Regions from separate parts of the Homo sapiens genome. Here region 2 is linked to region 1. Evidence: read pairs that join two places in POLR2A ChIA-PET (ENCODE). Cell type or tissue: K562. All regions are shown on one strand. Links, peaks and the distances in the headings refer to the core of each region. The heading gives the core; the rest is flanking DNA. Region 1 overlaps FARS2 (phenylalanyl-tRNA synthetase 2, mitochondrial). Region 2 overlaps FARS2 (phenylalanyl-tRNA synthetase 2, mitochondrial).

Region 1 (2,917 bases), core at 173-2,672:
TGAAGTTTGACCTACCTGTTCTAAACTATCATTGGCTGCTTACTTATTGTGCCATGTTCCTAAGGCTCAGCCTGCATTCCTACCCCTAGTAGGTAATGATCCAGTTTTTAAAATTCTTACCCTCTCCAAAAGGATTGAGAGAAACTAGAATGAGTGGCAGGCTTATTAGAGCAGTTGTTCTCTGGATACGTTTACAAATGGGAATAGCTGCACACTCAGGATCATTGAAGACTCACCTAAACATAACCTAGAAAAGAGACTGAACAAACTCTCAGAGCCGACTCAGCACTTATGATTCTGAAGAAGTGATATGCAGGCACAGAATAGTACCTTATTAAACATCTTTGTGTGAAAGGCCAGCTAACCAACTTGGATGAGAATATTCTCCCCACCTTCAAGGGTGCTTAAGTTTTTATTGGGTTACTTCTGCAAAGCTTCTACCCATCAGTAAATATTAGCCACCTTGGAAACAGTACACAGAATGACAGTCATTCTCCCTCTGGTGTAAAATTAGGCACTGGACAAGAGTGCATTTACCTGCTTGCAGGCAGAATTAAAACAGCCAGAATGTGCTTTAAGTGTCTAAGGAAAAATTTGGCCAAGGCTCTGGGCCAGTGCGTCTGTTGTTATTTTAGATTTATTCAATTAGAGTCACAAGCAAAGTAAATTGAGCTGTGTGGTTGATTTGAATATTACCTTGGAAGACAGTGTAAAGAGATTAACAAACCCTAAGGGATGAGGGACGAGTGCCAAGCTCCTCCTCTGTCCCCACACACAGTCGGGCCAGGTTTCACAGATTCATTTAGGAATGACGAAAATGCATGCAGAAGAGCAGATGTGCCTTTTGTTCAGGGCCACGTAGCCATTTTCCCGCTTCTCCATCCTCTGAAACTTCCTCTGTGTGCATGAACTGCTGCAAAAATGAAGCTGGTGCATGTGGAGGCTGTCAGATTTAAGAAGGTGGCCTGCCCTGAGAACTGGGGGAGCTTGGGTCCAGTCGAATCCTGCTTTTGTCTTGGCAAATGTATTGTCTGGCACAGCCGGCTGCATTCAGTTGACGTGGTGCTTTGACAGATTGGCATGGGTGAAATATTAAAAGTAATTGCACGGGCCTCATATGTTTTCAGAGGCTATAGGATAAATAAGCCATGCATTTCAACAAAGAACCTTTTCAGTGTTACCATTTTTAGTGCCATGTGGCAATTGGTTGTCTCACACTCCCTTCAAAGAGTGAGGCATTTTTACATGTTTTTTACTTAGTTTAACGGAGGTAGGGACTAGAATGATGCCAGGAAGCCATCCTGTTTTTAGGACTGAAGGGGCATTTTTCTGTGTAAGTCTCGTATGGTTTGGTGGAGTGAGATAAGGATGAGTTTTCTTAGAATAAGAAGCTAGAACTGACATGACAGAGAGGGAGCAGCAGGGAGATAAGAGAGGGAGCAGCAGGGAGATACAGGGTAAAAATGGTGAGATTTGCTTGAGGTCACCGTGTGTCCTTAATTAAGACTTTAATGACATTGTTACTCCCATGGCCTCTCACTGTTTTCCGAGTATATCTAATGCTGCTCTAATATCCAGGCTATAATATTGCAGTGAGAATTAGATTAGAGAAGATTATATGCAGGCTGTAGTGGTTCTGACGAACGAGCTGTGGTGTGACCTTCGACAGGTCACTCAGCTTCTGTGAACCTGCTTCCTACCTGTGCAGTGAGGGCAGTGGGCTCACACAGTCTCATGGTCCACTCCAGCATTGCCGGTCTGTGGTCTATGCGTGATGGCCTTGGATTTCACGGCTCCTCTACTCTTGAAAAGAGGAGGGGTTTTTAAAAGAATGCCTAGTAGGGTGTGGATTATGAATCTGTTCGCTATAACTACAGTTGGACTTTGGTATCCATAGGGGATTGGTTTCAGGACCCCCAGCAGATACCAAAATCCAGGGATGCTCAAGTCCCTGATATAAAATGGCATAGTATTTGCATATAACCTACACATATCCTCCTGTATACTTTAAGTCATCTCGGGATTATTTATAATACCTAATACAATGTAAATTCTATGTAAATAGTTATTATACTGTATTGTTTAGGGAATAATGTCAAGAAAAAGTCTGTACATGTTTAGTATGGACCAAACCATCTTTTTCTTTTTTCAAATATTTTTGATCCACAGTTGGTTGAATCCATGGATATGGAACCCATGGATATGGAGGACCAACTATATTTTGCTTTTCCTAGCTCCTTGTAAAGATTTTCATCAGAGAATATCTAGTAAGGTGAGATGAACCCCCTCCATGTCCCCTTTGCTTATTATCAGCTGTGACAAGCTCCTAGTTGAAGGCATAGGAGCAGGAGAATGAAAACAATGGCCCAAATGTATTTTTGGTTTTGTTTTTTGTTGTGTTCCTCACCAACGGTAAAGGTAGAATTGTCTGCTATTGCTTACTACTCTTTTGTCAGGGAGGGTCTTCACCTTCATCCCATCTCAAGTAGTGAGTCTGATTCTAGGCCTATCTGCCTTTTCCTGCTTCCTTCCACCTTCCCGCCTCTCTTCCTGGGGGAACCAATGTCTTCTTCATCTCTGTTCCCTTAGTGTAGTTTGGCACATACCAGATAATCAGAATATGTTTGTTGACTGCATTGGTCCAAAGATTAGGGCTGAGAAGGTGAGAAGGAAGACATGGAACTAAAACTAGAATTTAACATAATCAGCCATGTCCTCAAAATAAAATGGAAACTAACACGAGCTAGGAAAGGTAGAGCATGTTCACTTTTACCAGCCTGGGCCTGGAAGGCACATTTCCTGCCTAAATATTGATTAGAGTTATCTAAAAAGTTTTGACAACTGATTGATCACTTAGGATTTCTGTATCAAAATGGAAGATAGATGACTTATTCTGTCAAACTCACCCAAATCACTG
Region 2 (2,917 bases), core at 291-2,790, 360 kb before region 1:
AGGCCTTCCCCAGCCATTCTTTTTTTTTTTAATCAAAAAATAACGTCTCCTGTCCTATTTTTAGGTTTCTAATGATTCCTACTTGAGTTGTTAGGCCTTCGCAGCCTCAGAAAGTATGTAGGTTTACAGTAAATTATACACTGTGTATAATTCATTTTTCAATATATTGTAGGTATATTTTAAGGTTTAGTTAAGAAGTATGTAGGGGTAGAAGATCTTATGTTTTTAGTGACATTTTATGATTTACTATTGGCATTGTATTTTCCTTCCATTTTTAATTTTTGATTTATATTATTTTAATTGTATTCTGTCAGATTGGCTGGAGCTATCCTGGACTTTAGTTTGAGGGATGACACTTTGGGGAGTAAAGATTGGGTTTACTTTGTACTCGAGTCTTCCACAATTTCCTTTGTAGGGCTAACCGTTGTCAGCAAGTATTTATGCAACTGTTGTCTTATGACTACATAGCATGTATTGGTCATAGAGTCTAAAAGCTTCTTAAACAAAGCATGGGATTTAAGAAAGAAGAATTAGCAGATTAAGCCTTAATAATATATAAATACTTTACAAGTGAAGGTAAGACTTAAAAAGATTTAATAGCATAAACTTTAATAATTCATGTATTAGAGGCATCAGGTTTAAAATAAACTGCTGTTCTTTCACTTATTTTGTCTTATTTCCGTCTTTAAATTAGAAATGAAAAGAACCTGTAGTTGTTTTGTTTTTACTGTGTCAAAAAAATGCTTAAAAGTCATGTTTCATGGTGGATTTTTAAAATTGTGGTAAAATATATATAACATGAAATTTACCATTTTAGCCATTTTTAAGTGTGCAGTTCAGTGGCATTAAGTACATTCACATGCTTGAGGAAAACACCACCATCATCCATTTTTCAGAACTTCATCATCCCACACTGAAACTCTGTACTCCTTAAACAGCAGCTCCCCATTCTCCCACCCCCCCTGCCCCCGGTAACCACTATTCTGTGAATTTGATGATATTTTAAAATTGTTGTCCACAGTGATTGTCCGAACCAATATATAGTAATGATATCTCTCTGTGTGTCTACAGGGATCACCTCCTTTAACGTGACTGTATCCTAACTAAATGCATAATTGCCTTGTATTGGGAAATGGTAGACACTTCTCGAGGACCTGAAACCATTCAATTTAGTCAGTGCTCCTAGCCATCACTAACCTTATGTGTTCACCCGGAGTCAGATCATTTCTCTCATTTAAGAAAACAATAATTCTAGAAAATGACTTTTAAGTGACAGGTGGTAAAATGGACTGTCTTGAGTATGTGCTTGATACTCCAAACTTTACCAGTCTGCACTGAGAAGGCAAAAAGAATCAGTAACTGTTATGTAATATTTTTAATACTTCCTAGCTTGTCAGTATAATGCCATTGTGAATGCTGTGCAACCATGCAAAATAAGTACATTGAAATGTAGGGATTCAGATGGCTTTTTAGTCATTTAATGAGCAATAGGAATTTTTGGAATTTCAAGGAAAGTGTTACCTTGCCAGAGGACTTGCTCTGTATTGCTAGGGAGTCTCACTGCTCAGGAGACTGAGGAACAGAGCAGGGCATGCAGCCTATCATTGCCGTGGCTGCTTAGAAGGAAGCAGCAGCAAGCAGGCATGAGAGGCAGCCTATTTCAGGGGTTGCAAAAGAAACACATGGTCCATGGCGCTTAGGGGAGGGAGCATTCACATCCCAGGCGGACACCAGGGGAAGCGCCTGAGGTTGGTGGTGGTTTCAGTAGGTGCTGAAGGCCACGAGCCATTTTAGCCGGTGCATATGGGGAAGGGAGACAATCATGACATGGGCATTCCTGATAAAGGAGGCCACCGGAGTTGAGGGTTAGTGGTAGGGAAAAAAAGAGCAGCTGTTCGAGTTTTGATCAGCTGGAGTGTGCGATTTAGTCCCTGGAAGAGAAAGGGGCTTGGGCCCGTGTGGAGCACTTTGATAGGCTAAGTGGAACCCTGATTTTGTGAAACTTAATAAACTGGTGCTTTAGAAAGGTGGGTCCAGGAATGGTGCCTAGCGTCAATCAGAGAAGATAAGTTATTTAAAAGGGAAAGTGGTTAAAGGCTGTTTTAATTCTCCAGGAGGAAGATGCTGAGGGTCTCTACATTATGTCCATTGTGATGAGGGTGGAAAGGAGGGCCAAATGGCAGAGATATTGTCCAGACAGAGGCTGGCTGAACAGCAGGGATAAAGGAGAGAGTGGCCATAAAGCCTAGTGGCTTGCAATGCATATAGTATAACATTCAAGGGCCAGGCACGGTGGCTTACACCTGTAATCCCAGCAGTTTGGGAGGCTGAGGCAGGTGGATCATTTGAGGTCAGGAGTTCAAGACCAGACTGGCTGACATGGTGAAACCCTGTCTCGACTAAAAATTCAAAAAAAATGCAGGATATGGTGGCCCACACCTGTAATCCCAGCATTTTGGGAGGCTGAGACAGGCAGATCACCTAAGGTCAGAAGTTTGAGACCAGCCTGACCAATATGAAGAAACCCCATCTCTACTAAAAATACAAAAATTAGCTGGGCATGTTGGCATGCGCCTGTAATCCCAGCTACTCAGGAGGCTGAGATAGGAGAATCACTTGAACCTGGGAGGTGGATGTTGCAGTGAGCTGAGATTGTGCCATTTCACTCCAGCCTGTGCAACAAAAGTGAAACTCCTGTCTCAAAAAAAAAAAAAAAAAAAAACAAATTAGCCAGGCGTCTTGGTGGGCATCTGTAGTCCTGGCTACTCGGGAGGCTGAGGCAGGAGAATTGCTTGAACCCAGGAGGTGGAAGCTGCAGTAAGCTGAGATTGCGCCACTGCACTCCAGCCTGGGCAACAGAGCGAGACTTTGTTTCAAAAAAAAAAAAAAAAAATCAGAAGGCATAAATACATACAGG

What was found. Peaks named below come from ENCODE experiments on the same cell type or tissue, not always from the same donor. Only the 100,000 strongest peaks of a DNase experiment are listed, where the experiment ranks them.
Region 2: POLR2A ChIA-PET joins it to region 1 with 5 read pairs; 1 of 35 experiments calls an interaction of 5 or more read pairs at or near these places.

Annotation. Positions count from the first base shown.
Region 1 is chr6:5,644,701-5,647,617 of GRCh38, forward strand. All of the region lies in intron 6 of FARS2 (phenylalanyl-tRNA synthetase 2, mitochondrial), which reads left to right. Among named protein-coding and RNA genes, the nearest start is that of FARS2-AS1, 190 kb to the left of the region's middle. In K562, for the core only: no CTCF peak of the experiment used is centred there; a DNase peak (open chromatin) is centred at 1,421.
Region 2 is chr6:5,280,674-5,283,590 of GRCh38, forward strand. The region is part of intron 1 of FARS2 (phenylalanyl-tRNA synthetase 2, mitochondrial); the gene reads left to right. Among named protein-coding and RNA genes, the nearest start is that of FARS2, 21 kb to the left of the region's middle. In K562, for the core only: no CTCF peak of the experiment used is centred there; a DNase peak (open chromatin) is centred at 1,818.